2 separate regions of the Homo sapiens genome follow, and region 1 is linked to region 2. Evidence: read pairs that join two places in POLR2A ChIA-PET (ENCODE). Cell type or tissue: PC-9. All regions are shown on one strand. Each heading gives the region's core, and the rest is flanking DNA. Links, peaks and the distances in the headings are about the cores only.

Region 1 (16,490 bases), core at 4,044-12,043, 160 kb after region 2:
GTTCTCCTTAGGTCACACATATAACTATCCATCTGAGTGCAAGTTTAAAACAAAACAAAAACTGAAGAGGACATACAGATGGCCAAGAAGCACATGGAAAGATGCTCAACGTCACTGTCATCGGGGAAATGTACATCACAGCGACAATGTGGTAGCCCTTCACATCCATCAGGATGGTAGCTGCTGTCAAACAAACAGGAAATAACAAGTGCTGACAAGAATGTGGGGAAACTGGAACCCTGGTGCACCAGTACATTCCTGGTGGGAATGTACAACGGTGCAGCCAACTGGAGAAAACAATATCCCTGTTCTTCATAGAATTAAACAGAGGATTACCATCTGACTCAGCAATGCCACTTTTGGGTATAACCCCCCAAAAGTGAAAGCAAGGACCTGAAATGATATTTGCACACCTATGTTCACGGCAGCATATTCACAACAGCCAAAAGGTGGGAGCAACGCAGGTGTCCATCAACAGATGAATGGATAAGAAAATGTGATCCATCCAGAGGATGAAATATAACTCAGCCTTAAAAAGGGAGGCCATATCCAACATATGCTATAGTATAAAGGAAGCATTTTTTCTTTTTTTCTTATTTTCACTTATTTTTGTCCTTAGAGGTCCTTGTTCTGAGGGAATCCTGAAGACATTATGCTAAGTGAAGTAAGCCAGTCACAAAAGGACAAATATTGCATGATCCACTTAAATAGGTTCTTAGGTAGGCAAATTCATAGAAACAGAAAGTAGAAGGGTGGCTGCTCGGGACTAAGGGATGGGAATGGGGAGTGTTTATTGGGGACAGAGTTTGTTTGGGAAGATGAAAAGACCTCTAGAGATGAAGGGTGGTGATGGCTGTGTAAAAATGTGAATTACTTAATGCCACTGAATGGTACAATTAAAAGTAGTTAAAATGGTAATTTTTATGCTATGTTTATTTTACCATGATAAAACAAACACCCCCCTCCAAATAAAACAACAACAAAAAAGGCAAGTCCGTAGTATTGGCCTTTGAGAGCTCTGACCTCAGCTGTGCCCCGCCCACCCATCCACCCAAGGATCCTTAAACTCAGGAGGATCAGAAAGGCTCAATCACCAGGAGGTGAGGTGAGTCACAGAGCTCACTGCATTGCCATTCTTGGGGGCATTTGTCTCATCTGCCTTAAAATACAGAACTGCATTCTCATAGTCGGGTTTCAGGCAACGGCTCAACCGTGGAGGGAGGTCACTTTGGGGCCTTTGCACACATCCGAGTCAACCTCAACAGTCTTAGTCCACACATCTCTGTATTTCCGGTCACTTATTGCTATGCTGACTGCTCATCTAAGCCCCAGATACTGTCCCAGTTATTTAGGAGACAAAGAGGCCCTCAAGCTGGCCTGAGCCCCCAAGGGGTCCTCAGTGATGTCGACACGACAGGTGTGCAGGCACCCCCATGCAGACGGGCCCCTCTGATGGAGACCTGCGTTCGGCCAGGCAGGCCCACAGCTGGCGTGGTCATCCAGGGCGGGAACGGGATTGGACGAAGCCTTCCCTCGGGCAAAGATGCTGGGGTGGGGAACAGGTGCAGCAGGAACAGAAGGTCAGAGCGTGGTACTGGGGTGACGAGAGGCGCTAGCGAACATCAGCAGCTGCGGGGAGCTCGAGGCAGCAGGGATGTCCAGGCCACAGAAGGTGTCCCACATTTTATATTCCTGTTGTTTGTATATTTTCTATTTCTACCCACCCCCCCCATTTTATGCCTGACCCCAAGTTAAACTGCTTAAGGACTTAAGACCCCAACCAGCTGTGACTTAGATCAGGGTTTCTCCCCCAAAGGAGCCTGCAGCAGTGTCACACAGAACACACCCCCTCAACTGTCTTTCTACTGAAAAAAAAGAGAGGGAAACGTGCTTCAATAAGAGGGACACAGGGACCCCCAAGCCCTGCCCTTTAGAGAAGCTTAAAGACTCCTACATCATTCTTTTTTTTTTTTTTTTTAAGGAATTGGGTCCCTTCCATCTGTGGCCATGACCGTTCATCCCACAGCCTGTCCTCCTCTCTTGAGAGCTGTCCTGGCTCAGGCTGTGGCTGGATTCTCAAGCAGCATCATGTGGCCAGGTTAGGAGCAGGATGTCACAGAGAGAGGGGTCCAAAGTTCAGCTGCTGGGAAAGGCCACAAAGACTGGGGTCCCAGGAGAACGGCGACCTGCCTATCAGTTCTATCTCTAAAACTCTGGGGTTCGACTCTCCAGACTTAGCTTCTGTTCCCAGCTTTACAGAGGACAAGGGGCTGGGCCCATGAGTCTCTCTGCATCAGCAACACCTCACTCTCAGTTGAATTCAGACTCGAAAGCCCAGTCTCAACACAGCAAGCCCCATGGGATCCAAGAAATACTGCTCCATGCGTCTGTTACCCAGTTGTCTTTTTGCTGAATCACATTGTGGGGGCAAGAAGAAACATGAGGCCATCTCAACAGATCGCAAAGGCCTCCACGGCTGGGACACCTGTCAAGCGGGAAACACGTGCCGGTTCTCACGCTACGACCTAGGGAGATGAAGACATGGTCCCTACCCCGAGGGATTTACAATCAGGCATGGAAAATACTCCAAATCCAACACCACACTGCCACATGCTGATGGTCATGCCAGAGTGCACACAAGGACTGTAGAAACATGGAGGAAACCTATCAGATCATTCTATACACCTTCCCTTCAGATTCATGTGCTTGTCAGCAAATTAAAGGCTCTGTGAGGTCCTCTAGGGAAAAATAAATTTTTTTTTTAAGCAAACTTTAAAAAAATTAGCGGCCAGGTGTGGTGGCTCACGCCTGTAATCCTAGGACTTTGAGAGGCCGAGGTGGGTGGATTGCCTGAGCTCAGGAGTTCGAGACCAGCCTGGGCAACATGGTGAAACCCCGTCTCTACTAAAATACAAAAAATTAGCTGGGCGTGGTAGCATGCGCCTGTAGTCCCAGCTACTCGGGAGCTGAGGCTGGAGAATCGCTTGAATCCGGGAGGCAGAAGTTGCAGTGAGCCGAGATCACACCACTGCACTCCAGGCTGGGCGACAGAGCGAGATTCCGTCTCACAAAAAAAAAAAATAAAATAAAAAATAAAAAATAAAAATTAGCATGCATTTTCATCAGGGATTGAAACACCCACCAAGGATACTGTTTCCTGAACCAAACAGTTGTTAACCAGGCAAAGGCCATGACCTTTCTGAGATCTCTTCATGGCCCTGGGCTCCATGGGATTGAGATTAATGAGCACAGCAAAGCCCCCCATCCCATCTCCTTAGCAAGGTAACAAAGGAATGGAACTCTGGGGCCAGGCAGAACCCCCAAGATGCCATCTACAAATCTGGCCTCTCCGTCTCTCCACTACACAGAGTGAGGATGGGAGAACCAGAGCCCAGCTCTCTCCATGGAGAAAGGCTGCAGGTCCCAGAAGCAGGTAGACCTCCAGGACCCAGGAGAGGAAGCATGAATGAAATGCAGACATTAAGGACCATCGAATAAAGATTTTGAGGGCAAGGGGAATGGGGTGGTGGGACAGGGGAATGTCCTGTGCCAGCTTTTGCCATGACCACCTCTTTGTTTCCATGTGCGCGTGAATGAAATATTAAATAGGCTTGGCCAATTAACAACCTTTAAACTCTGGACTGCTCAGAGCCCAAGGAAGAGAGTTTTGATCTGCATTCCCACTTGACCTGCTCAGCACTCGGTGGGACATCCCGCAGCCCACTGCCTGCAACTTCTGATGAGCATCAGAAATGGGCTCTCCGCTCAGCTGGGACATGAGGCATAGCACACTCAGGCAGGGGCATGTTTTTTGTGACTTATATCTTTGCCATTTTAAATTAACACAAAATACAAAAGCAGTTGGGTCTCCCCTCTACCAAAGTCAGTTTTCTTTTCCTGCAGCCCTGGCTGGCCCATCCTCACCAGGCGCAGCAGCAATGGGTGAGCTCCGGCAGCACAGCACATGTGTCACAGCAGGATTGAATGGTCAGCAATTGTCTGTAGGGCTCTGTCCCAGGGGCCAGGCCACCGCCAGAACAGGACCTAAGACAGGGCCCAGGCTTCCTCCTCGGGGGACTGTGACACCCCAGGACACAGGCTGAGGAGAGGCTGTGAGGGAGAAGGGGAGGGGATGGAAAAGAATGAGCAGGAATATGAGTCATGGTTTTGTCCCCGCCCATGGCCTGCTGCTCACCTTGATGTGACAGGCTGCTGCCTGCGGCTGGCCCTGGGCCCAGTGTGGGCACCTGGCAGTCACGCCCAAACTAGGATGTGGCACCTTCAGCACTAAGGTGCCTGCTTGCAATTCTCCAGAGGACAATGCCACCCCAAAAAGGGAAAAGCACAGCGTTCCAGCCTGGTCCTTCCTGGCTTCAACCGCTGCCACGTTCTGGAGAGAAAAAGGGGTATTTTTCTGGGGTGGTGGTGGGAGCTGCCTCCTTGGCCTCTGCTCAGCCATCTACTACATGGTTACTCCAGTGCCCCTGCCCCCATCCTGGTCCTCTCTTGGGCACTAGCTCTACATTCCAAAAGGAGACAGGACATGGGGCAGAGCCAGGGACTGGCTGACCCTCACAGGCATGAGTTTCCTCTGGGCATGGCAAAGGCATGAAGGACATTCGGGTGTAGTTGGGTGGGCCCCAAACGGTACTGACTTTATCTGACCTGGCCCATGGGCCCACACAACAGAAGGCTCTGGCATGGTCTGACATTTGTGCATCTCACCCAATAGAGCTTTTGCCTTCCCTCTCTCCTGGGGCACTTTCACGAACCTCTTTGGGATGAGTCAAAGGTAATAGAAAGCTCATTATCTGCACACAAATATGCAATATTGTATTGCTTGGAAATGAACACTAACTGTCCTTATGGTGCCACCAAACACTTGTACGGGGTTTCATGGCTTCTAAAACCTCTCCATGCAGGTGAGTGCATTCGATTTTCACGGCAACTAGGTAAGATGTAATAGGCACAATTCCCATGTTACACTTCAAGGAACCAACATCAGCTCTCTACAGTAAATTACTCAAAGTTACAGAGCTAAGAAGGTCTCAACTGTAGGACCTGAACCTTGGTTTTCTGACTCTAGGACAAAGATTTTTTATATTTGTTCCCTCCTTAAAAAAAAATTCATTCCCTTCTTTAAAAAAAAGTGAGGTCACACCATGTGATGAGGTCACACCTGGCCCAGATGCCCTGCTCACACCATGTGATGAGGTCACACAGGAGGCATCTAAATTCAACACAGAGGTGAGGGAGGGCATTGGGAAGTGATCCTATTGCTGTGTTTCCAGGGTCAGCGAGAGGTCTCACGCGTGCAGGGCACAGCTGGAGGGAGCAGTTCGCTCCCAGCTGAGGCAGCCACACAGGAGCAGGAGGCACCTGACAGGAGAAGCGCAGCATGGAGAGTGGCAGGAGATGAGCTACTGTTGTCCACCATCCGGGACGTGCAGGTTAAGACTTGGAATCTGGCCTGGGGACAGTCAGAGCAGCTGAGTGGACATGAAGCTGAAGAGTGAGGCATAGGTTTGGGTTTGGAAAGCTCACTCTGGCGGTGTGGTGGAGAGGGGGTAGGGGGACGGCAAAAAAGTGCAGAGGTCCCTGGAATGATCTGAGCCCCAGGGAGCCAAGGGGACATTAAAGGGCCGAGGGAATGAGGCACAGGTGTCTGCTGTATAGTTTATTAACCAATAAACTGCCCTATGGCTGGGCGCAGTGGCTCACGCCTGTAATCCCAACACTTTGGGAGGCCAAGGCAGGCAGATTACCTGAGGTCAGGAGTTGGAGATCAATCTGGTCAACATGGTGAAACCCCGTCTCTACTAAAAATACAAAAAAATTTAGCTGGGCATGGTGGCACGCACCTGTAGTCCCAGCTACCAGGGAGGCTGAGACAGGAGAATCACTTGAACCCGGGAGGTGGAGGTTGCAGTGAGCCAAGATCACGCCACTGCACTCCAGCCTGGGTGACAGAGCGAGATCCTGTCTCGAAAAAACAAACAAACAAACAAAATAAACCGCCCTAGCTCCAGACGGACATGACCTCTGTTCTTTGTTTAATTTGGGGAAACACAGGAGTAGACTACAGTGAAGCTGCTTTGACACAGAACAGAATTTCCTAAAATACTGGCTTGTAGATGCGGTTCAGGCAGGCACTTGGTCTGGCTGAGCCTGAGTGAGTGAGTGCTACCATTTAGGTGCTGGAGATGGAGCAGTGGGCGGACCTGATGCCCTTGCGTAGCACAGTCTCTATTTCATAGTGTTTCTGGCAAAGAGCTAACACTAAAGAAAGCAAATTAGACCTATAACTCTGGAAATGATCCTCTTGGATTTTCCAGGAGAATCCTACTAAAAAATATTTTTTTCTGTTGTTCCTATAGACAAGGGCTGAACCATATGTTCAGTCTTTTCTCCTAAAAATTTTAAAACATTTAAAAAACAGTCATCATGCCCTTAATGCATGCATCCTTAACCTTAAGTCTACTGGAAACAGCAGCAGCAGAAGGAAAAAGGAAAGCAGAAAACTTTATCTTCTGGCCGACATACTTTGCTAACCAAAGACTTGTTAGTTTCTTGTCTGTTCTTCACTTAATTTCTCTCTGGCTCCTTTAATTTGCCACAGTGATGATGCTGCATCGGAGTGTGCATGTCATCATGCACCAGCAGAAGACACAGTGGAAGGTCCATGGGTGTCAGCATCAGAAAGAGAAGGGTATGGCTGGGCGCGGTGGCTCACGCCTGTAATCCCAGCACTTTGGGAGGCCAAGGCAGGTGGATTACAAGGTCAGGAGATCGAGACCACCCTGGCTAACATGGTGAAACCCTGTCTCTACTAAAAATACAAAAAAAATTTAGCTGGGCATGGTGGCATGCACCTGTAGTCCCAGCTACTAGGAAGGCTGAGGCAGGAGAATTGCTTGAACCCGGGAGGTGGAAGTTGCAGTGAGCCGAGATCACACCACTGCACTCCAGCCTGGGTGACAGAGCAAGACTCTGTCTCAAAAAAAAAAAAAAAAAAAAAAAAAGAAAGAAAGAAAGAAAGAGAAGGGTATGAGGTATGATGTCACTACGTTAGGGCTGTGTAGTCTTGGTCCACCTTGTGAGCCATGGTATTCTCCTCTGTTAAATGGTGTTAATTATTTAACTCGCTGTGTTGTGGGGAGATGGGTTAATACAAGCTCAGTCCCTAGCACAGTTCCTGACTCAACAAATCACTTCTTCCTTTATTAGTATTATTACTACCAGTAGTATATGCAAACTAACTTTTCCTGAGTTATTGCTATTCAAGCTATCTCATGTGGACAATACTTCTATGCGATCTATGTAATTGCTGAAGTTCACAAAACTTCACAGACCACTCTCATAAGCTAAACATCAGTCCAAAATATCAGCCTCAGAGAGCGACTTAAAGCACAGAGCTTAATAATTCACCTCCCGACCTCATCCCCAGCAGAAGCCACCATGAACCTTGGACAGGCAGGATCCTAGCAATGGTGGGTAAGACCTAGTTCAAGCAAGTGACCTCTGTCTCCTACCCCATCCTCCACTCAAAATGAAAACTTAGTTGATATTTGTCAGTGTTACTCAACTCCCCTGGCAGAAATCATTTTCCTCCAGAAGGAAGGACAGGGGGGATTAACACCAGGTCTTAGGCAGTGAGCAGATGAACAAGAACTTACTTATATGCAAACATGGCAATCAATCATTGCAAGCACCCCACCAACTCCTGACGAGATGCCTTCTGTCTCCACTAAACATCTGCTAGCAAACCTTTAGAGGGAAGTGTGTGTGTATTTTAAAGGAAATGCGAAATGCTCTTTTCCCTGGAGCTTTCTGCTTCCCTGAGGTTATAACTGCATTAGTGGCAAGAGCATCAGTCTCATGGCCCAGAGAAGGTCAAAGTACATTTCCAAAACAGTCCAGAAATCAAATTTTTGAGGCAGGATAAAGGGTCAGTCTGGTTCAGTTAGTTGGGTATTCAAAGCCTATTCTTTGGCCATCATTGAAAACATCTCTGTCTTTTTGCTTGTGATTAACTGTGTAATGGGAAATGTCTATTCCAATATGCCATCATCTTGGGCGTTAGCAAGCTGGCTGTGACGGCACCTACAGGGTTGTTCTCCCATTGCCTTAGGAACAGGCTTCTGCAGTACCTGTATCTCATTCCTTGGCAGCCTGGTCGTGACTGAGATGCATCTGGGTCTCAGAGAGTGCATAGCAGGGGCCAGGCAGCTACTCTATGACTTTACAGTCCGGAGAGGAAAACACTCATGTTCCCATCACAGATGAGGAGCCTGAGGGACGTAAGTTAGGTTGCCCAAAGTCACACAGCTCATAGTGGTGGTAGAAGGGCTTACAGTGAATTCTAGGTGAGGTTTTCCAGTGGCTTCTATGTGGAAGAACTCCTAACTATTTGTTAGCACTTAAAGACTAGTCACATGAAATAAAAGAGGAACCAGCCTCCATCAATGCACCCAGTGACCCCAACTGGGACTCAAATCAGTAATAACATTTCCTTCTGCTTAGTACAGGGAAAAACCCCGACACTGGACTCTGTGCTTTTCTCACTGGGTCAAGTCTCATTTTCCTGAACACTGAGTCCTCTCTGCTGTCTCAGCCTCATTCAGAAATGTCCATCTCTCTGCGTCTTCACCAGCGGACCGAGAGACCCAGCACCCATCACTGGACTTGAGCAAGGTCAAGGTGACTGAAGGCAGAGAGCAAAGGAGGGTGGCCTTGGGCTGGGAAGTCACAACCACTCACTTCCCACCCTTTTGGACAAATGCTGCTTTCTGGAAACAGAAGGTTTATTTGAATCCTTGGTCCTACATGACAAAGGGCTTGATGGCATCTGCATCTTGGGGATACGTTCCCCTCTCCAGCCCCTCACACCCTGCTCTTCCACATGGTCCCAGTGCTGGCAAGGATGTAGGCCAGGCTTCCCCGCGAGGCCCTTGCACCCCATGCTCAACCCGAGCTGCTCCTTGGCCATGTAATTTTCAACCTGGGATCCATGAATGTGTTCAGGGATACGGGAGGCCTCTGTAACTTTATGTGAAACTCTATGCATGTGTGCATGTGTGTGTAAGAGATATGCGCTTTTCCAGGGGAAGGACCCGTAGCTGCCATCAAATTCTGGAAGGGGGTCTCTGACCCAAAAATATTCATAAGATTCAGAAGTACTGCCTTAGAAGGGGCTTTCGCTTCTGTCAAATTGGCCACATTTCAACATAAAGTGGGTCAGAGTGATGAAAAACTGAAAAAGTTAAGGATGGGCAATTTAATTTGTAAGATTTCAGGGAAATTAAAACAAATCCTCCAATGCAATAAGTTATGCACACACACACACAAATCCAATAGAATGGGGAATCATTAGCTGTGAAAGGGATGGGGGTGGGCAAGAACAGTATGAGTGAGGAAAGACAGCCAAGATTAGTAGAGATGCCAAACAGGAGAGGAAGTCCAATCAGGCCAGGCAGCGGCGTCCTCTTTCCAAGATGTGAGTTGCCAGGAAGGTGGGTTCGTTATGCAGCTTGTTTAGGCTGTGCACCAGTTCCTATTTTTACTTAAACCTATAAAAATGACTATATGGCAAGGAAGAACCCGCTGACACACCAGAATTGCTCAGAGTGATGAGCTAATTAAAATTCAATGGTCTTTCCCAGAGATGGCTCTATTTTTAACCTAATTCTGACTGTCACTATTGTGTGAGGTTTACTTTTTTTTTTTTTATGAAAATACTTTTTCCCTTCTTAATATTCTCATGAATAATTTAGCCCAGCTGATAATTCCTCTAGTCTTCTTCTAGCATTTCGTCTAAAGATGTGGTGACATTCCTGGGCAGAAGGGAACTGGTAAAAACCATGTGAATTCTTGTCCCCTGCTCGCCCAGTTAAATCTAAAGGGTTAAAAAAAATGGTGGCACAAAAAGGACTACAGCCTGAGCATTCTAAAGGTCACTCTAAAGGTCACCATCACCTCCTTATAATTTTTCTCCAACCCTTCAAGGTAGTAGTATCCACATCCACAAATGTTTTCTAAAAGTCCATGGATAACTGATTAGAAGTAATGGAATAGGCCGGGCACGGTGGCTCACACCTGTAATCCCAGCACTTCGGGAGGCCAAGGCGGGTGGATCACCTGAACTGAAGAGTTCGAGACCAGCCTGGCCAACATGGTGAAACCCCATCTCTACTAAAAATACAAAAATTAGCCGGGCGTGGTGGCGTGCACCTGTAATCCCAGCTACTTAGGAGGCTGAGGCAGGAGAATGGCTTCAATCTGGGAGGTGGAGGTTGCAGTGAGCCAAGATTGTGCCACTGCATGCCAGCCTGGGTGACAGAGTGAGACTCCATCTCAAAAAAAAAAAAAGTAATGGAATAAACAAATGTTTAGGTTCTTATTTATAGGGACCCTGGACTAGTCCATACAAGCATTTTAACCCAAAAACTGTTGAAATGCTTCATGCTTAGAATGTGTGTGCACACGCACATGTAAACATGGCTTCAGTTTTAGAAATGGTTTTCAATGAATCTCAAGCACGACTATTTTTTCTTGTGAAAATTTCCCTTACATTTAGGTATATCTCCACATTCAAGAGAAAAAATAATAAACAAAAACTCAGTATGCTGTAACCACAATTAAGATTTGTTGAGCATCACCCTTCTCTTTTTGGAGGAAGCGGCAAATTATAAGAAAATAGATCCAATTTTATCAGGATGACTATAAGAAAATCGGCTACAATAGACTTTGCTGAATTTCACTTTTTGGAATATACATTTCCATTAAAAAATTCCTGGTTGGGAATTTTTTTTCCCTAAATTTATTTTTTCCTTGGATTTTCTTTCAAAAAACAAAAAGAGGTTAGCCATACGTAGGAAGGCAAAAACCCTTTTAAGAATTATGCTTCTGTGGGAAATGACTGAAAGGGAAATTATTTAACAGTACAACTAAAATGCTTAAAACAAGCTTCAGAGAGCCTTGACTGTGGGTCTTTGAGGAATTGCGAGGCTCACCGGGGCAGTGGGGGTGCATGTGCCTTCCAACGGCAGGTGGCCCATGCCTGGCTCTCACTTTGTACGAAGCTTTCTCTGCACAGGTGTCGAAAGCAAGGCTCACTCGCACTGGAGACGAAGCCTCCAGGTGTGCTGCAACCTTGCAACCACAGATACACACACAGCCCTTGAGGCGGTGGCCAGGTGGCCTGCGGGGCAGCTCATGCCCAGCCCCTTCAGCATGCAGTGGTGGGAGCTCCTGGCTCCCCTCAGTGCCTCTCACCTGACTCAGGTCTGTGTGCCCAAGGCCAGCTCAAACTCCAAGTTGAGCAAGTCCTCACGATGACCTTCAGTGTGCCTACACCTGCTTCCCTTGCAAACATTTAATGCAGAGAAAACGTCAATTGTGGTTTGGCTTCAATAACTTGATTGATCTCTTAAAACCAATAGGACTTTCAAAGCCAGGACATCACGACTCACTTCTCTGCAGACCTGCAGCAGGGACTATTAAGTGTTCAATTTCCTGAAAACAGCTCCTACCTGAGATTTATTTACCACTCAGCTGCTCCCAGCAACGTGGCCTTGTTCTTTAGAATCACTTTATTTTACTTAATCTCCAAGAGATACCACAACACGAAAATGAACTTACTTGAAAAAGAGTCTTGGAGAGCCTCTGCACCTCACTTTCCTCTCCTCGAGCTGACGAGGATGTTATTTTGATGTTTATCTGGTGCCATGGTAACTTTCATGACTTGAGATTTACTTTTCAGACTTAGAGTGATTATGGAAAGTCATTTTAGCAAATAATTATTGAGTGCCTACCAAGTGTGGAAGATAAGATAAATAAGACGTTGCTTTCCTCAAATGGGCACAAGTCAGAGTGCCAAGGGCTAGGCTAGAAATCTGCAAACTTTTCCAGAAAGAAAGCCAAATGGCAAATATTTTAGGTGCTGCAGGCCACATGGCATCTGCTGCTAGAGAACAAAAGTCACCATAGAAAATATAAGTGAAGGGTTGCCAGGGCTGTGATCTAATAAAACTTTATTTGTGGACATTGAAATGGAAATTTCCTAAATTTTCATGTGTCACAAAACATTGAGCTTTTGATTTTTTTTCTCAACTGTTTAAAAATGTAAAAACCATTCATAGCTTGCAGGCGGCTATGAAAACAGGCAGCTGGCTTTGGCCAGTAGGCGGGGGCTTAGACTCCTGGATGGACCCTCAGGCCTGCCCCTTACCAGCTCTATGGGTGGAGGGGAATTGCCTGAACTTCCTGAACCTCAGTTTTCTCATTTGTAAAATGGGGATAAAAATCTTTGTCTTGTGGGTTCTAAGAATTAGATACTGAAACACAGAAAACACCAAATGAATGTTAGCTAATCTCCTTCCTTGATGATGATAACCACATTGATAAAGCAGTAACAACTAACCCTCCTGAACATTTATTTCCTGCCAGGCACTGTGTTAAGTGCTACCTACTTTTTACAGTATATTATCTAACCTAAGATGCCATCGATTTTAAGATGCACCATTATTGAATGTACCACCAAGAAAGAAAAAGCTGCGAGTTAACCTCTGACACAGCATCGATTGTAAGATCCTGATTCACAAATGCTCAAGAGTATGTGTGTTTTGGAGGATGCATCTTAGAATCAATACAATATGGTATCTTCTTTAATCCCACGACCATCCCAGGAGGTATGTACTCTCATCATCCCTAATTTACAGATGAGGAAACTGAGGAACAGTTCCTAGCCCATGCTTAAACAGCTAGAAGCATCCGTGCTGAGGCCATGAACCTGGGCAACCTAGTCCAGGATCTGAGCTCTGCCTCGAGGGCACAGACTCCTGTGATGAGGCTGGACCACTTGGGACTCTGAATATGCAAGGGAAGGGCAAGGAAGTCTGAAGCAGGGTAAACACCATCGGGCCAGTAAATCTTGTCCATCTAGTGTTTCAAAGTAGGGTATGAATGCAGTAACAGGTAACAGGGATTTGAAAATGTGGAATAAAAGTGGCAAGATGCACGAAGGTCTAAGCCTGCAGGCTCCTCCTGCTGGCTGTGCTGGGAAGGGGGGATGGGCGTGGCTGCTGACAGCACGTAAGGTGGACAGAGCAGGGCATGAGGAGAAGTCCAGGGAGATCTTTCTTACACTTGAGCTTTACTGTCTTGTGTGGAAGGAACACATGTGGGCTGTGGAGTTCAGGGGCCAGACACCAGCCTGGAGCTCTGTCGTGTACTGGTGGCGTGGCCTGAGGAAACCGTGGCTTCCCCCCATGTCTCATGCACAGGGCCCTCAGCATGGACTGCAGCCTCCCAGCTCAGCTGGGAGCAGCAGGTGAGACCATGAGCATCCCAGGGAGCTGGAGCACAGCCGGGGCGTTAGATATGGAGCCTCAGGGTGCGCAAGTCCTAGGACAATCTAGGCCAACATTCTCTTCCAAATTCTGACTTGTTTTTATTTCACAATGTCGATCTCAAATCTCTTTCTCTTCATTATATTTCATCGCCAAACATTTATGAAATACTTAAAATACACTAAGTGAGAGTCAGGATTCTTCCGTAAAACTCCAATTAGCCAAAAGCTTGCCCAGTCCGTGCCTTCAGCCTATGTTATCATGCAGGAAAGAATTAACCCATGAGTTCTGAGGCTGCTCTGCTTAGGAAGGCCTGCCTGCGAGGCTGGTTCTTGGCTGGCATCTGGGAAGTTGGATTCCGAAGGGTTAACACTGTCCCCTAACTGATCTTCCCTAAGATGTCTCACAAACAATGTGGATTGTGCCAAGCAAGTGCTTTCCTTCTGGGAGTCTGGGATGTTGGCATGCACCAGGCAGCCTGTGCCTGTGTGACCAGTCCCACAAAACCCCCCGGGCACTAAGTCTCTAGTGCGATTCCCTGGTAGACAACCCTGGACATGTGTTGTCACAATCCCATGTGGGGGAAGTCAGCACATCCTGTGTGACTCCGCTGGGAGAAGACTCTTAGAAGCTTGTGTCTGGTTTCCTCTGGACTTTGCCCCATCTGCTTTTCCCCTTTGCTGATTTTGCTCTGTGTCCTTTTGCTGTAATAAATCATAGCCACATGTACAACTATATGCTGAGTGCTGTGGTTCCCAGTTATTCAGCCAACCTGGGGGTGGTCTTGGGGACCCCTGACACAGCCATCCTCAGCCAATTCATTTTAGAATACTGTTCTTCTGGAGCAGTGCTTTGTGAGGCATAGGAAGGCCTGGGGGAGAGGTGGAGGGCTCTGACTATACCCACCCTAAATCAAAAGAAGAAGCTGGGAAGAAAAAGAGAAGAAGAAGAAAAAAAAGAAAGAAGAAGAAGAAAGGAAGAAGAAAAGGAAGAGGAGGAGGAGGAAGAAGAGGAGGAAGCAGCAGCAACAGCAGGTCACCTATTGTTCCATTCAGTGTTGACCAGGCACCAATTACACACTCAGGGGACAGTGACACTGTGATCGCTGCCCTTCAGAAACTTACGGTCCAGTAAAGGAGGCAGCAATGGAGATGATGATGATGGCAGTAACAGTGAACAGTGGACACTCATCTGGTGCCCACTACGTGCCAGGCACTGTCCTAAGCACTTTGACGTTAACTCCAGCAATCCTCACGGCAACCTTGGGAGGCAGGTACTTTTGTTATCTCCATCTTTACAGATGAGGAAGCTGAGCACAAAAAGGTTAAGTATCTGCCCAAGGTCACAAGGCTAGTTATCAGCAACACATCCTCTGATTTCAAAACCTCACTACTTAACCATTATATCATACTACCTCTCTCTGGACATAGAGAGAGGTCTGCACTAGCATAAACACAGGCCCAACTTTACCTACATCTTTTTCTTTTGTTAAATATCATTTATGACATCCTCTCCAGCAGCAGAATGATTTGTGTGCAAGTCAGAATGCCTATGCTGGGCTCTCAGCTATATGTCCAGGCTCAAGCCTGGTATATCTTTGGGTTCCCTCCCTGGCACCATGCACATGGTGAGCGGTCGGACGCCAGCTGGGTGGATGAGAATAACCACTGGGGACTGGGAGGCCTGTGATGACAGGCAGAAGGAAACACATGGAGGATGGATCCTGAAGGTAAATCCTGGAGAGTCAGAAAGGAAAACTAGCAATCTACCTGACAGTAACAACATGAGCAAAGTGCTGGAGCCAGCAATGAGGGCGACAAGTTGAGGAGCCAAAGGAAGGTTGGCTGGAATAAAGGGTGTGCTTTGGAGAAACTGGGCGGGCTGAAACTATGATGACCCTTAAGTAAAAAAAGTGTGAAAGTAATTGGTAGCCAGTGAGAAAGAAAGTGACCATAATGAAAGTGAGGATTTGGGAAGATGAATCTGGGGGCAGAAGAGAGGGATGGCTTAGCTGGGCCGAAGCCCTGAAGCAGAGCAAGGAGCTGACAAGTTGCTGCTGGAATCTCAGCACAATGTCACCCAGCACAGCCAGCCCTGGGGACAGGCCAAACCCAAAACTGGAGGCAGTTTCAGTGCTAGATCTGTCCAAGTAAGACCTCAGAGAACCATCTCTGACATTCTTTCCCACTTTATCCTTTTAGGATTCTAATAGACTCAGGTTAGAATTTGGGTGGTGGCTGTGGTTTTTAAGAACCATTTCTAAAGAGGAAACTGATGGACTCTGGTAGCTCATTAACAGTGGCAGGGGTCTTTGAAGAGTAAACGCAGAAAACTGAATGAACAACGGTGCTGATGATGGGAGTAAGGATGTCTTGGAAGAAAATCCAAACATTCTTTATTTCACACAAAATTATGCACAAAGGAAAACAGTCATCTCAATAGCGATAAGAAGTGAGACTTCAAATGACAACAAGCTACAGGAAGAAAAAAATCAGCAGAAAAAAATGACAAACAAGCCTATGAAAAAAATGAACCAGTTGATAGTTGGTTTATCCACCTCTATTCATCATTTAACATTTTCAGTACTCCCAGATTCAAAGCAAACCACCTCCTGTCAAATTATTGCTTATAAACTCTGTAGAGTCTGATGAATTCTCATGATTATATCTGACAACATTCAGTGTTTTGAAATGGAATGTCAGCTACTGACCCTCAGGAAGCTAATTGCTTTTCAATATATTCAGCACAGTTATGCGTCCAACTAAACCATTCGCTGACTATGGTAGTGGTGCACTACAGTGAGCTTTATTGCCAGAATCAATGTGGGCCAGTGGGCTAGTGCTGAGGCCATCACTGTGGGCAGGGATATGAGTTCTGGGGAGAAACTGCTCAACCTATTTTCAGCAGATGTAATTTACAGCTTTGTGTATAGTCTCTCTCACCACAGAGGGGATTTAAAGCCTCTAATGTGTATATCTGTGTTGAATATATAAGGTGGGTATTAAATATGACAGGATAAGCACTTCTGCAATTGGCCCCCTTCCAGTTAATCATCTTGCTTTGGACACATATACTTGGTCACTACTGGCAAAGACCAATTTCTGGTTTAATGGAGCAGAATGAAAAGATCCAGGTACAAAT
Region 2 (16,490 bases), core at 5,350-13,349:
TTTTTGAAGTTTTTCCAAACGGGTTAATGATTGATTCTAGGCTTGAAACATGAAGCAGTTTTCCGGTTTTCTTCACAAATGGCCTAGAGTTCAAAACTAGAATAAGTGATACAGCTAGTTACTACTACTTTGCTGACTTCTCATCCTAAATGTAGTACAGTCCAGACAGGATGGAATATGGTAAACTGCTACCTTTAAATTCAACGAGTTAAACAGATATTTCATAAAACAGGCTGGCGAATTCTATTTTTATCTTATGTTTTCTTGTTCTCACATTTTCAATGCTTAATTGTTTTTCTCATTCGAAAGAATGTTTTATCTGACAACCCATCCTGTGGCCAGAAGTGGGAGCATGTGCCATCTAGAGATTATACCGCAAAAATGGACAGCAAGTCTTCTAGATCCTGCATGGTCCTGCTTTTGTAGCCTTGAGAAAGTAATGCAACCAACCAAAACACATATGTGGCTACTTGCTCATAATTAGCATGAAAAAAATAGGTATTCTGTATTTTGATGCTCGTGAAAATATATTATGAATACATAACTCAAATAAATAAAGGCATAAAAATTAGATGATGATGTCTATTTCTCATCCTAGACTGTAAGACCCATAAGGGCAGGAACAGTGTCTTTATTTATATTTGCACCCCTGGTGCCTAGCCCCATAAATATTTGTTGAATAAATGAAAGTATAAATAAATTAGAAAATAGAAATGTGGGCTGGGTGTGATAGCTTAGGCCTGTAATCCCAGCACTTTGGGAGGCTGAGGCAGGCAGATCACCTGAGGTCGGGAGTTTGAGACCAGCCTGACCAACAGGGAGAAACCCCGTCTCTACTAAAAATACAAAATTAGCTGGGCGTGGTGGCACACACCTATAATCCTGGCTACTCGGGAGGCTGAGGTAGGAGTATCGCTTGAACCCAGGAGGTGGAGGTTGCGGTGAGCCGAGATTATGCCCCTGCACCCCAGCCTGGGCAACAAGAGTGAAACTCCATCTCAAAAAAAAAAGAAAAGAAAATAGAAACGTGATGATGGTTGAATTCCACAGTAGCCAAGGACCAAGGATTACACAAATCCACTATATATATATATATTTTTTTTAGCATTAGGTATATCTCCTAATGCTATCCCTCCCCCCTCCCCCGACCCCACAACAGTCCCCAGAGTGTGATGTTCCCCTTCCTGTGTCCATGTGTTCTCATTGTTCAATTCCCACCTATGAGAGAACATGTGGTGTTTGGTTTTTTGTCCTTGCGATAGTTTACTGAGAACGATGATTTCCAATTTCATCCATGTCCCTACAAAGGACATGAACTCATCATTTTTTATGGCTGCATAGTATTCCATGGTGTATATGTGCCACATTTTCTTAATCCAGTCTATCGTTGTTGGACATTTGGGTTGGTTCCAAGTCTTTGCTATTGTGAATAGTGCCGCAATAAACATACATGTGCATGTGTCTTTATAGCAGCATGATTTATAGTCCTTTGGGTATATACCCATCAATGGGATGGCTGGGTCAAATGGTATTTCTAGTTCTAGATCTCTGAGGAGTCGCCACACTGACTTCCACAATGGTTGGACTAGTTTACAGTCCCACCAACAGTGTAAAAGTGTTCCTATTTCTCCACATCCTCTCCAGCACCTGTTGTTTCCTGACTTTTTAATGATTGCCATTCTAACTGGTGTGAGATGGTATCTCATAGTGGTTTTGATTTGCATTTCTCTGATGACCAGTGATGGTGAGCATGTTTTCATGTGTTTTTTGGCTGCATAAATGTCTTCTTTTGAGAAGTGTCCGTTCATGTCCTTCGCCCACTTTTTGATGGGGTTGTTTGTTTCTTTCTTGTAAATTTGTTTGAGTTCATTGTAGATTCTGGATATTAGTGCTTTGTCAGATGAGTAGGTTGCGAAAATTTTCTCCCATTTTGTAGGTTGCCTGTTCACTCTGATGGTAGTTCCTTTTGCTGTGCAGAAGCTCTTTAGTTTAATTAGATCCCATTTGTCAATTTCGGCTTTTGTTGCCATTGCTTTTGGTGTTTTAGACATGAAGTCCTTGCCCATGCGTATGTCCTGAATGGTAATACCTAGGTTTTCTTCTAGGGTTTTTATGGTTTTAGGTCTAACGTTTAATTCTTTAATCCATCTTGAATTAATTTTTGTAGAAGGTGTAAGGAAGGGATCCAGTTTCAGCTTTCTACATATGGCTAGCCAGTTTTCCCAGCACCATTTATTAAATAGGGAATCCTTTCCCCATTGCTTATTTTTCTCAGGTTTGTCAAAGATCAGATAGTTGTAGATATGCGGCATTATTTCTGAGGGCTCTGTTCTGTTCCAACACCAAAAAAAGAGCCCGCATCGCCAAGTCAGTCCTAAGCCAAAAGAACAAAGCTGGAGGTATCATGCTACCTGACTTCAAACTATACTACAAGGCTACAGTAACCAAAACAGCATGGTACTGGTACCAAAATATTGTTATTTTTATAAATTATAATGTTTGTAGACTAAATATAGCAGACTGATGTTCAATGCTCGGGGGGAGATCCTTAGTTAATGATACAGCATTGTAAGTATGTAAAATATCTATGTAGTTGAGTGAGGACTAGGTGTTGATATAAAAAATGAAACTAACAGTTGTGTTAGAGTGGTGGGGTTTGATGTAGCTTTCTTTACCCTGTGTCCATTTTGGTTTTTAATGAAAGGAATTTATAAGTGGGTATTACCTCTGCTGGCCAGCAAACTGAGGCTGTCTTAATAAATAAAAGAAATAGCACAACATTAAGAATTATTGCTTCTGTTCACATGGTGTCTAGATTCAAAGAAGTATGTGTTGATTTTATCTCACCTTGGGAAGTAGAAGAGAAATGCTGGAAGTGACACTAGGATGCCACTGCACCTAGTGCCTTGGCTTTGTTTCCAGGAACCAGCCAACCACGTGAGCAGGAGGCTTGGGCAGGCCGATGCGCATATGAAAACGGAGTGTAACTTCCCTGATAGACTGTGTTACCATACAGGAAGGGAAGAAGGTCAACTGGAATTAAGGAATATGTCTCCTGGGTGGCCTATTCAGTGCTTGCCAATCTGTAAACTACTCACTTTGCAGGTGGAAGTGGCAGCACCGTGTCTGCACACATAGGTGGGTCTGCAGATTCAATAGTACTATATCCTAAACTACAAAAATTAATCACACTGGGTTCAAAATCACTATGGTGGATTTAAAAATAAATGCCCTCGATAATATAAATGATGCTCATCCTCACTGATAATTAAGAAATATAAATTAAAGGATAAGATATCATTTTTCATCAAGTTGGCAAAATTTTTTAATTTGATGACATCTATTGTTGGACAATATGAATGTTTAGTACATAAATACAGGTGTATAAAAAATTTTAAAGCTTTCCTAAAATTGACCTTAATTTCTAACTCAAGAGGCTTCTTCTGTTTGGCAGCAACAACTTCAACTTAGTCAATGTTGGTTAATCTTTATCAATCCAGGAGACCCTTAGTCAACTTCTCTGTCTATCTGAGGTTGACGTGAAGTTAGGGAAGGTGTGTGTGATGCCAGAGTAATGGCAGGGGAGGGAGGTTGCATTCCTTCTTCACTGCCATCAATCCGTGCTGGCCCCTGATGAGATGCCCACATTCCCCTAGAGTCTTCCATAATAAATTCCATGCTGACATACCCTGCTTTCTCCCATTGTCTAGATAATGAGGTATCTTTGGTTCTCCTGGCCTTCTCTCAGCTACCTCTGTGCTCTTCCAAGTGAAAATAGGGAAAACTCTTCAAATCTCTCCCACAATGTCCTGGAACCCAGTGAGGCTCCATGAGGCTGCCCTGGTACCTTTGAGCCTAAACATGTGTCTTGCTATTTCTACTCTACCGCTGGCACATCAAATTGGTGGGTGTCAATGTGGTTGGGTTTACCATTTCCCAGGATCCAAGATAGAAACCAGTATGCAGATTTCTGGCTTGTGAAGGTACTCCTAGTTTATCAGCTATGATGTGTTTGGCTGTAAGTAACAGAAAACCCAACTGAAAGTGACTTTAATAATAAGGGACTTGTGATCTCATACAACAAAAACATTATGGTGGTAGTTGTCAAAACATGGTCTAGTGATGCCTGGAAGTCCCTGAAACCCTTTCAAGGCACTACATGGTCAAAATCATCCATTCCATGTGCAAGTTGCAGATGAACTTTAATGTAACAGAGCAGAAGTCAGTGTTTATTTACAAAAAACTTTATTACCAAATGTGTTGTGAATAAAGTTTTATTGGCACACAGCTACACTCATTTGTTCATGCATTGTCTGTGGCTGCTTTTGTGCCACACCAGCAGAGTCCAGCAGTTGTGATAGAGACTGTATGGCCCACAAAGTGGAAAATATTTACTATCTGGCCCTTTCCAGAAAAAAAATTGCTGATCTCTGCCATAGTGTATAAATCATTTTTGGAGATAATTTCAGACTCCACATTGCAAATGACCTTTAAGGAGCTACCACTTGTTACATTCTTAGTGTAGTATCAACAAAGAATATCTACAATGACCTGGAAAGACATAAAAATACTGCTCATTTTGCTACGACATATCTGGGTGAAATTAGATTTTTTTTTTTTAATATACTTCAACCAAACCAACATACCAAAACAGATCGAATACAAGAACAGACATGAGGCTGGGCCCTGTGGCTCAGATCTGTGATTCCAGTGCTTTGGAAGGCTGAAGTGGGCGTTTGAAGCCAGGAGTTTGAAACCAGCCTTGTCCCCATCTTGACAAAGGAAAAAATAAAAATAAACAAGAGCAGACATGAGAATCCAGCTGTGTTGTATTAAGCCAGACATTAATGAGATTTGCAAAAATGTCAAACAATGCCACTTGTCGCTAAGTTATTTCTTGTTTTAGAAAGATACAATTTTTTCACAAAAATATATTTATTATTAAATTGGTTTATTTTTAATGGATTAATAAATATATATTTAAAATTTCTCTTGGTTTCAATTAATAACATAATAAATACTGATAGATATAACCCATATAAACAAAAGCTTCTTGGGGTCCTCAGTAATTTTAAGAGTGTAAAGGGGTCCTGAGACCAAACAGTTTGAGAATCGCTGGTGTAGACTTCATGCAGCTTCAGGGCTGGTTACCACACCATCTCACTGATGCTCCCCCGGACCCAGTTGTTTTGTATCTGTTTACTCTGCCATTCTCAGCATATGGACTTGCTCTCTTAGACAGCAGCACCCCCCCTACCCCACATGGTACCAAATGGACACACAGAAATGACAGAGAGAAAAAACTGCAGCAACAGTTCCTGGCATCGTAAGTTTCCAAAGGCAGAAAAGGCACTATTTCTTTTTGTCCTATTTGTCCAAAAAAGTGATTTTTCTTTCTTTCTTTTTTTTTTTTTTTGAGACGGAGTCTGGGTCTGTCGCCCAGGCTGGAGTGCAGTGGCGCGATCTCTGCTCACTGCAAGCTCCGCCTCCCAGGTTCACGCCATTCTCCTGCCTCAGCCTCCCGAGTAGCTGGGACTACGGGCGCCCGCCACCACGCCCGGCTAATTTTTTGTATTTTTAATAGAGACGGGGTTTCACCGTGTTAGCCAGGATGGTCTCGATCTCCTGACCTCGTGATCCGCCCGCCTCGGCCTCCCAAAGTGCTGGGTCTTTTTTGTTCTTTTCGAGATGGAGTTTTGCTCTTGTTGCTCAGGCTGGAGTGCAATGGTGTGATCTCGGCTCACTGCAACCTCCGCCTCCTGGGTTCAAGCGATTCTCCTGCCTGGGCCTCCCGAGTAACTGGGATTACAGGCACGCACCACCATGCCTGCTAATTTTTGTATTAGTAGAGATGGGGTTTCACCATGTTGGTTAGGCTGGTCTTAAACTCCTGACCTAGGTGATCCACCCACCTCAGCCTCCCAAAGTGTTGGATTACAGGCGTGAGCCACTGCGCCTGGCCCCACTGATTTTTCAAAAGCAAGGAAAACCTTTTCCAGAACCAGTGTGCTATTTATTTTTACAATAACCCCAAAAAAGGCCTTATTAAGAAGGGTGTATAGGAGTAACTGATACAGGCTGGGTGCGGCTCACACCTGTAATCCTGGTACTTTGAGAGGCTGAGGTGCATGGATTGGTTGAGCTCAGCCTGGGCAACATACTGAAACCCTGTCTCTACAAAAAATACAAAAATTAGGCATGCTAATGCATGCCTATAGTTCCAGCTACTTGGGAGTCTGATGTGGGAGAATTGCTTGAGCCTGGGAGGTTGAGACTGCAGTGAACTGTGATTGCACCACTGCACTCCAGCCTGGGTGACAGAGCAAGACCCTGTCTCAAAAAAGGAGGAGAAGGAGAAACCAGATCGACTATAAATGACTAGAGAACTGGACAAAATACATGAAACAACTGGTTTTGGTCTTCGGAAAATAGAAACATAATGACTGTAATCTCTGAAGAAGGGAAACAATGAGGTGAGCCTGCAATCACTCCACCATTCTGCCTGAGGAACTTTCTAAGCCATGTACAGAGAAAAGGAATCCAAGTGGAGCACAGCAGTCTTGTTGAGCTGAGGAGACAGAAACAGGTGTTTGAAGGCTGAGGGGGTTGAGTTTTTAGAGATATGCAAATAAATAGCTCCATAAATATGCATAGTACCCTTGAAGATTTTGGCTGAATGCTAGGTTGTGATGTCCAGGTGAGATTCTACAAGCTGTGCAAAGAACAACTACGAGGGAAAGAGCAGCTCCTGGGTAGTTGTAGCTTGCACAATGCTGCAGACATTTGAGCTCTGGCAGTTACGTGGGGCTATCTTAATGAACACCCAGGACATTCATTAGAAACCACAGAGAGATCAGCCCTCAAGAATGTAAGTAAAGTAGTGCTAGCATAGAGATGACGGTAGATCCACTCTAGCAGAGCTTAAAAATGAGCCACAGAAGGATCATACTGATAAAACTATGCGTGCAGTAAATTAACTGCCTGCAAGAACCAAGTTCAATGCTCGTTAAAAGAAGACAACAACATTCAGATGTTCAACAATGAAACATTCAAAACGTCCACCATTCAATCCAAAGATGCTAGACATGCCAAAAAGTAGGAAAATCTGACCCATAATCAGGAGAAAAATCAAGTCAGTAGAAAAACAACCAGAAATGATGGGGGAAAAATGTAATTATCAGACAAAAATTTTTAAACAGCTAACATAAATATACTAAAGAATTCAAAGTAAAACTTGAACACAATGAGGAGATAAATGGTAGACATAAAAATAATCAATATTATGGTATGTTAATTATATCTCAACTAAAAATAAAAAAGATGAAAATTCTAGAGCTGAGACCGGGCGCAGTGGCTCACACCTGTAATTATAGCACTTTGGGAGGCCCAGGCTGGTGGATCACTTGAGGTCAGGAGTTCAAGACCAGCCTGGCCAACATGGGGAAACCCCATCTCTACTAAAAATACAAAAATTAGCCAGGCGTGGTGGCACACGCCTGTAATCCCAGCTACTCAGGAGGCTGAGGCAGAAGAATCACTTGAACTCAGGAGGTGAAGGTTGCAGTGAGCCGAGATTATGCTACTGTACTCCAGCCTGGGCAACAGAGTGAGTGAGACTCCATCTTAAAAAAAAAAAAAAAAAAAAAAAAAAAATTCTAGAGCTGAAAACACAATATCTGAAATGAAAATTTTGCTAGATGGTCCTAACAGAGTACTGGACACTGGAGAAAAGTGAAGTTAAAGACATGAAAATATAAATGATCAAATTGAAAGACAGAAAGAGGAAAGAGACTTTTAAAAATGAACATACTTTCAGTTCTCTATGAGACAATCTCAACCATACATATAATTAGAATCCCAAGAGAGAGAGGCAGAAAATGTATGAAAAAACTGTGGCTAAAATTTTTTCCAGTTTTGATGATAAATATCAATTCATAGGTCCAAAAATCTCAACAAAGCCTAGCAGGATAGACAGAAAACAACAGCAACAAACTACATCAAGGCAACATACTCATAGCCATATTGATGAAAACTAGTGGTAAAATCAGGCTATGAATGTCTGCTGAATTCTTACCACAGACCCGGCAAACAAGGGGGCAATGAATCAACATCTAGAAATGCTGAAATCAAGCCCACCTAAAAGTCTCAATCCAGTCACAATGGTCTTCAAAAAGGAAGGTGAAATAGACGTTTGAAGATAATCATGACTTAATTTATCGCCAGCAGATCTTACTACAATAAATGTTAAAGGAACTTCTTCAGGCTAAAGAAAAATGAAACCAGAGTAAAACTCAGATCTACACAAAATAGCAAAGATCACTGGAAATGGTAAATATGTGGGTAGATTTTAAAGTGAGCGTGAGGAGAAAAGGGAGTAAAATATACATCTTCAGGCACACCCACCCTCCAAATAGGGTCTAGATCAAATTTGAAGAGCCTAGCTGACACCTCAGCAACTCCAGACTTGCCACCGTGGCTGGCGGTGCTAACATAACTTCCAAGGCTGGAGTCGAGGCTGGCAAGCCCTCCAGGGACCCAGAGATTACCAAAGATGCAGTCGTAGTTCCTAGGCCCTGGAGTCTCTGGATAACGTCTGGACTACAGGCTGCACTGTCTTCTCCATGGTCTGCCTGACAATGGCTTGACCTTGACTCTGGCTCTTATTTCTTTTCTTTCTTTCTTTTTTTTTTTTTTTCTTTTCTGAGATGGAGTGTTGCTCTTGTTCCCCAGGCTGGAGTGTAGTGTTGCGATCTTGGCTCACCACAACCTCCGCCTCCCAGGTTCAAGTGATTCTCCTGCCTCAGCCTCCTGAGTAGCTGGGATTACAGGCATGTGCCACCATGCCTGGCTAATTTTGTATTTTTAGTAGCCCAAAGTGCTGGGATTACAGGCATGAGCCACCGTGCCCGGCCTTTTTTTTTGATGGAGCCTTGCTCTTGTTGCCCAGTTAGAGTGCAATGGTGGGATTTTGGCTTGCTGCAACCTCTGCCTCCTGGGTTCAAGCAATTCTCCTGCCTCAGCCTTCCAAATAGCTGGGATTACAGGCACCTGCTACCAAGCCCAGCTAATTTTTGTGTTTTTAGTAGGGAAGGGGTTTCACCATGTTGGCCAGGGTGGTCTCGAACTCCTGACCTCAGGTGATCCACCTGCCTTGGCCTCCCAAAGTGCTGGGATTACAGGCGTGAGCCACCATGACCCGCCTCTGGCTCTTATTTTAATCAGATTTGGGAGTCCACAAATCCATTCCTGCCCTGTCCCCTAACTTAGAGGCTAGTCCAGAGGTTCTTGCTTGGTGACATATAGAGGAAGGAGAGAAGCACCAGCCAGTCTTCCCATACTGCCAGTGTTTAGGCCCTATGGGGATTACAACATTGTGTTCAATTCTTTCCTTAGGCAGCTTTCACTCCACATTGCGTCATGTCTGCTATGCACACTATGAGCTTCAGACTATTGGGTTTCACTTTTTTCCTTAAGTTGGCCACCGTGGGAGTCTTAAGAAAATGTGTTGTGTTAATGAAGCATATGCTGAATGTGCTAGCCCAGCGCAGCCACCACGATGATTCACACATGACCTAGAAAACTGATTGAACCAGTTAGTCTCCCTGATTTCAGTTCCTGGCCCTTCTTGTCTGTCCTTCCCATCATCACCAGATTTTCCTTTGCAAGCCATCACTCTATGTTATAGACTGAATGTTGTATCCCCCCGAAATACATATGTTTAAATCCTAACCTCCAAAGTGATAGTCTTAGGAGATAGGGTCTTTGGAAGGTGATTAGATCATGGGGGTGGAACCCTCATAAATGGGATTAGTGTCTTTATAAAACAGAAACCTGGGAACTCTCTTTTCCGGGTCTTTCTACCATGTGAGGACACAAGGAGAAGGTGGCCATCTGCAACCTAGAAGAGCGCCCTCACCAGGACCCGACCATGCTGGCACCCTGATCTCAGACTTCCAGCCTCCAGAACCATAAGAAGTGAATTTCTGTTGTTTATAAGTCACTCAGCCTAGGGTATTTTGTTATAGCAGCCTGAATGGACTAAAATACTCTAATGCCATGTTAGCACCCTCTTCAAAATCAGAACTGCCTTCTAATGTGCCATTGGCTTTACCCAGATAGAGTGACTGCCAACGTGTTTGTAATGGGGGCCAAGGGTCGGGGGAACAAGGCAAAGAGCTCAGGAGCCAAAGAGATGACAGGCCAGTGGATGAGGCAGATGTCAAATATGCCTGGAGATGCTGAAGGACACACGTCTCTCCACTGTTGCCAGTGGGATTAAAAGATCATTCTTCCTTTCAGGCATTTGAATTACAAAAGCAATGCAATACCAAAACATCAAAAGTAGGTTTAATAGTCTCCCTTCCCTGCCCCTCTCGACACCAGAACACACTGCACATATTTCTTCTTGATCATGACCCTGGAGAGATGGTTTCATGGAAGTTTATATGTTTGCACTTCAAAGTCGATGACTTCAAGTCTTCATTATGTTACAATTTTGCTGGTTCCATTTTATAACCTAGAGAAATGTCTTAGGAGCCAGGCATGGTGGCTCACACCTGTAATCCCAACACTGGGAGGGCAAGGTGGGAGGATTGCTTGAGCCCAGGAATTCAAGACCAGCCTGGGAAACATAGGGAGACCCTGTCTCTACAATTTTTTTTTTAAATTAGCTAGGTGTGGTGGTGCATACCTGTAGTCCCAGCTACTTGGGAGGCTGAGACAGGAGGAGGATCACTTGAGCCCAGGAGATTGAGGCTGCAGTGAACTGTGATGGCACCACGGCACTCCAGCCTGGATGACAGAGTGAGACCCTTACTCTTAAATAAAATTAAAAAAAGAAAAATGTCTTTGTTTAGTGTTGCTGTGTGTGTGCTTGGGTGCGTGTGTGTGTGTGTGTGTGTGTATGTGTGTGATTTGTAACAGAGGTTGGGATTTCAAGAGAAGAACAAAAAAGTCAAATATTTTCTCAAACTCTTCTCTCATAAAAGAAAGAAGGTTTGGCTGGGCACAGTGGCTCATGCCTGTAATCCTAGCACTTTGGGAGGCCAAGATGGGTGGATCACCTGGGGTCAGGAGTTCAAGACCAGCCTGGCCAATGTGGTGAAATCCCATCTCTACTAAAAATGCAAAATTTAGCTGGGCGTGGTGGCACATGCTACTAGCTACTTGGGAGGCTGAGGCAGGAGAATCACTTGAACCCGGGAGGTGGAGGTTGCAGTGAGCTGAGATCACAACACTGCACTCCAGCCTGGGCGACAGAGCAAGACTCTGTGTCAAAGAAAAGAAAGATTTTTAGCAATTCAGTGACACGAAAGTGAAATGGTTGCAACAGCTGCCAAATTAGGGAAGATTAGCCCTTCCAAACATTAGGCGAAGCAAGATGGGACTCGTTTTAGAAGCTGCAAAGAGTTTGGATTCCCTTTTCATCTCATTATATCCACAGTTGAGAGAATTTCAGGGTGGGAGTGTATCTAAGGTTCCCCAGCACACTGCATTTCTAAGGGTACCGTGGTTCTCGGGAGACATCAGTGACCCTTCCTCCTGTCCTTCTCTTGCTTCCTTGGTATTCTCCTCACCCTTTCCTGATGGGCTGTTACTGATTCTGTCTCCATAGCTGAGCTGTAAAACATTGCATACCACGGATGACGCACATTTGCCCTGGATCCTTTTCCATCCCTCAGCAATCTGTGACCCAGCCCTTTGCCAGCTGCTTGGGAGCCAACACTAATGACTGGAAGCAGGTCGGGGCCATGAACCTCTGAGACGGGAAAACTTGCAGGCAAGAAGGAATTCCTACCAGGCAGCATAGCGCTTAGACCGAAATGCAGCTCCGCCAAAACTGGCTGATGGGGAAATGACTGAGACATTTCTCTATGTCTGAGAAACTTAAAGTTTTGTGGAGAAAGGAACTGACAGAATTTCTATGTAAAGTTGTCAGAACCAAGGGGGCTTAGGAAATCCACCTCGGTTCCGAGAAGACTCCCTGAACGGCGTGGTGGGGAGCTTTATCTTGAAAAGGATGAGTGATGGATGAGGTGGCAAGGGCAGGCTCGGAAGAGTGAGGTAGAGAGAGAGAGAGAGAGAGAGAGAGAGCAGGAGCCCAAGCTTGGGGGCTGGTCAGCAGGGAGCAGGGGAAGCTTTCAGGTACTGGGTAGGGCTAGAGGTAGGGTGACTGTCAATCAGGGTAGAAGTCTGCTTTCAGAGGGTATTCAGCATTGTATTAGGACACTTGCACTTTATACTTCAGGGAAATGAGAGTTTAAGAAGTGAAATAACAGGATCAGGTTTTCAATTCTGATAATCACCCTGGCTGCAGTACAAAGCATAGATTGGAATCTCTCTTCTTAGTGTAGTATCTGTCAATGGTGGGTGCTCAGTAAATATCTGTTGAACAAATGGTCAGTGAAGAAAGGAAAGGGAAAAAGATCCCTTTTAATAGGCTTAATGGGCCTGCAGCGAAAAGTGTCACCTATGAAACTCTCCAGACAGGTGGGGTGGGGGAATTTGACACAGATGCTGCTGCCCTGCTGCAGCTTTGTTTCATTCTGTTTTTAATTTACCGGGGCTGCAAGGGAAAGGGCGACTTCTGGGATCTCTGGAGCTAGGATGAGTCAAAGGCCTGCTGACGACATGCTAGAGCTCTGCTCCTCGCAGCACGATCAGGCAGCAGCGGCATCAGCTGGGAACTTGGTGGAAATGTAGAATCTCTGGCCCCGCCCTAGACCAACTAAGCCAGAATCTGCATTTAACTAGATCCCCAGGTGATGAGTAGGCACTTGAGGGTTAGAGGAGCCGGGTGTAGACTCAGAAGCTCCGCCCTGCAGATGAATCATCAGGAGAACCCGGAAGAAGTAGGAAGAGTGGGAGACCTGAGAAATCCGTATTTTCCCAGTCTCCTCTGCTTGAGACTGCAAGTGGGGCCACACTAATAGAAACCTATGGTTTTCTCCAAAAGCCCCAGCAATTTCATATGATTCAACCTAGTACTTTGGAGAGTCCCCAGAGTGTGACTCATGACTCCCCCTCACTCAGTTACCACATGGAATTCCCACTTTCCTGCTCTCTGACCTGGGCACCAGCCACGGCTCCCAAGGGTGCTTGCTTTACGGGGCACTCTGTCTAAGAGGTGAGAATTCTTCTGCACTGCCTTGAATGGCTTCAGCAATGACAACGATGATAACCAACAATGTCAAGAACTGCTATACACCAGGCACTGTTCTAGGTACTCTTTTGGATTTAACCTTATGAATCATAATGATCGTTACTATTTCACAGATGAAATTTCTATTTCACAGATAAAGAAACTAAAGCCCAGAGAGGTTAAGGAGCTTGCCAAGTCACAGGGCATGTGAGTGGAGTGACGCCTGCTTATCATTTGGGCCCCGGGGGCAGAGCTGCTTGATGCTCCAAGAATCACACAGAACCTTTAGCAAACGAGCTCTTTTTGTTTATTGCTGGGAGCATGAGCTATAAGCTAAAGAAACCACTCAGAGGAACTAGAGACTTATGAGTGGTTCTAAGATAAGTTAATGAGGTTAGGGCTGTGCTGCTGGGGGTGCATGTGTTCCCAGGAGCTGATGTGGCCCACTGAGTCCCTATAACCTCCAGCATAATCAGGCTCAGGCTGTAGCCCCTGCTGCTGGGGCAGACAGAGGAGTTCAGTGAAGGCTGGAACTGTCACAGGCAAGCAGCTCTGCCCGAGGAAACCTGAGCAGGATCAGGAGAAGCGGGATGAGGCCAGTGAGGAGCCCCAGACCAGGGCCACAGAGACCCCCAGGATCTACTGAAGGTGATGGAACACCCCAAAGACAATGCTGAATGTCTACATGAGGAAGTGTCTCCATCACCGGTGGCCCAGAGATAACTGAGGGAGCAATACAGGACCCGAAGGCCGAGGTCCATCCTTGGGCTATGTCCAGGAATGAGAGAAAGGAGGAGGCCCATGCCCAGAAGCGCCTTCACCCCAGGTCCGCTGTGGTCTCACGACTGAGACCCCCTGCTTGCACCCAACCCAGACAGTGCTGAGGAAGGGAAGAGGAAGCAGGAGGGGAAGCCTGTGACAGGACCAGCTGTGCCAGTCTGTAGGAGGCTGAGCTAGGATAAGAATCCTGTGGCTTGGAAGTCCTTTGCTTCCAGGATTTAGAATCTCTCAATTCTTCCAGGGCTGTTCTAACCTTACTTCTTTAAATTTATTAATTTTTTTTTTAAACAGGGTCTCACTTTTTCACCCAGGCTGAAGTGCAGTAGTACTATGCAATCTCAGCTCACTGCAACCTCCCTCTCCCAGGTTCAAGTGATTCTCGTGCCTCAGCCTCCCGAGTAGTTGGAACTACAGGCGTGCTCCACCAGGCCCGGCTAATTTTTGTATTTTTTGGTAGAGATGGGGTTTTGCCATGTTGGCCAGACTGGTCTTGAACTTCTGACCTCAAGTGATCTGCCCGCCTCAGCCTCCCAAAGTGCTGGGATTTCAGTGTGAGCCACTGGGCCCGGCCTCTAACCTCATCTTATGGGACTGTCTTACATCCTTACTTGGATGAAGAATGGAGGTGTCAGTGAACCCCTAGAGGCCAGAAGTAGGGCTGACCCTGCAGTGAGTTTCCTCAGGGCCTAGGCATGAGCCAAGGAAGCTGGCGTAGTGATGAGAGGGCACTCAGAGGGCAGGGCTGAGAGGCTGCTGGGAACCTGCTCATCCCTTCTCTCCTGGACTCTCCATCCTCCTCCTCCTGCTCCCTCAGTCACCACCCTCAGGCTGTGCTTCTCCTTAACAGGATCCTCCTCTGCGTGGTCATTAGTGGGACTGCCCTAGGGGAAGGCCTTCTTTAGGTCACACCCCTCTTTCTCCCACCTCCTGGTCTCGGGGTCACTTTGGAGCCTGTGGTCCTGGAGGAAGCTGTAGCAGCAGGGACTGAGGAAAGACTGCAAGTTCCAAAGATAACTGCATCTTCTATGGCTTTTTAAAATTTCCAGCTGAACCCTGGAATAATTGAATACAGGGTTCAACACTTAAAAAACAAAAACTGTTCTGATGACTAGAAGCAGGACAGAAGCACTGGTGGCCTCTAAAGGGGGTCTGCCCCCAGAGACGGCTGTGGGTGAAGCCAGGCGGATGGCAGCCTGCCCTCTTTCCTGCCAGCACACACATCAACCGCTTGGCTTTTTATGAGAAAATCCAAACAAAGGGGCATGATTGTGTGAGATGCCAGTCTGTGTGCCAGCCTGCGAGCCTGCCCAGGGGATGGGATGGCCAAAGACTGGGGCTGGACGTCACAGGTCAAGAATGCAGAAAGGCTCCTGGCAGCCTCCTCTTTCAGCAGAGGAATGGAAAGCTCTAATCTGGTGTCTCCTGTGGGAGGAAGAGCTAGGGATCAACACCAGGCAACAGCCATACTGTCTTCCTCCCAGAGAGAGACCTGTCAACATTGCTAGGGGAAGAGGAAAACAAACAAACAAGAAAGGAGGCCAGGCTAATGATGACAGAGAGAAGCATGAGCTCCATGAAGGAGACAGCCCTCATTATCCAGCTGCATTTTCAGTAATAACACATCTTGGCTGTTTCAAGAACCATGGTTTGAGTCCATCCACCTACAAGAACCCGGATTCTTATTAATATGTGAATTCCATTAGACTTGCTAGTTTAGGGGATGTCCATGTTGCTTCCTGTATGAAAGTGACCCTGATTTCCAGCCAACATGAGTGAGTTTTCTGTGCACAGTGCGTGCGCAGGCTGCCTGTGCTTACCTGAGCTTCTGTCTCTCTCCCCCGCTGGCTTGGAACCCCTGGAGGCTGGAGCGTGTTTATCCACATTCGTATCCTTAGCACTGTGTCAGGCACATAGTAGGTACTCAGCAGATATTTGTTGAAGCAAAAGGATGATGAGATAGAAACATGACAGTAGGAACTATGAGACTCAGGAGACTTTAGAAATGACCCAATTTCGGGATAGGTGGAAGACAGCAGACATTGGACATCAGGCAATGAATGACAGTGACTCCAGAGAAAAGGGAAACAAATGAGGTAGCCATATAATTTCCCCAGTTTACTATCTGGAGGTATTTTCCATGCTGCAGTGCAGGGAGGGAGAAACCCAGACAGAGTTTGGTGGTCTCATTGAGTTGAAAATACAGAAATCAGAATTCAAAGTCCAAGTTAGAATTCTGAGAACTCGAGTTAGCTAGAAACACAGAGCAGAATACAGAAGTGGAAGAAACTTCACAGAGAGAGCTTGGAGGTCAGCAGAGAGGTCCTCTTGGGTCTTCAGCTGACAACTGATATGCAGAGGCAAGATAAGAAACTGTGAGAATAGGGGAAGAGCAGCTGGAAAGCAGTAGACCAAACAATTCCCACTGCTCACACAGGCCAGAATGGAAACACCTCATCATGTATGGGGCATTTCCTTAATAAGGGGCGTAAATGGCCAGGTGCGGTGGCTCACGCCCGTAATCCCAGCACTTTGGGAGGCCGAGGTGGGTGGATCACGAGGTCAAGAGTTC

Evidence for each region. ChIA-PET counts read pairs that join two places held together with the same protein. Peaks named below come from ENCODE experiments on the same cell type or tissue, not always from the same donor. Only the 100,000 strongest peaks of a DNase experiment are listed, where the experiment ranks them.
Region 1: POLR2A ChIA-PET joins it to region 2 with 6 read pairs; 3 of 35 experiments call an interaction of 5 or more read pairs at or near these places.

What each region holds. Positions count from the first base shown.
Region 1 is chr6:3,359,336-3,375,825 of GRCh38, forward strand. The region is part of intron 3 of SLC22A23 (solute carrier family 22 member 23); the gene reads right to left. Among named protein-coding and RNA genes, the nearest start is that of SLC22A23, 89 kb to the right of the region's middle. RefSeq lists enhancers at 4,929-5,429, 5,430-5,930, 11,164-11,684, 11,220-11,514 and a silencer at 11,220-11,514. In PC-9, for the core only: no CTCF peak of the experiment used is centred there; a DNase peak (open chromatin) is centred at 4,206; H3K4me3 peaks cover 285 bases; H3K27ac peaks cover 1,203 bases.
Region 2 is chr6:3,196,617-3,213,106 of GRCh38, forward strand. No RefSeq gene overlaps it. Among named protein-coding and RNA genes, the nearest start is that of LINC02525, 9.1 kb to the left of the region's middle. RefSeq lists enhancers at 12,432-13,631, 12,579-12,873, 12,874-12,963. In PC-9, for the core only: no CTCF peak of the experiment used is centred there; DNase peaks (open chromatin) are centred at 9,485 and 12,715; H3K4me3 peaks cover 293 bases; H3K27ac peaks cover 4,001 bases.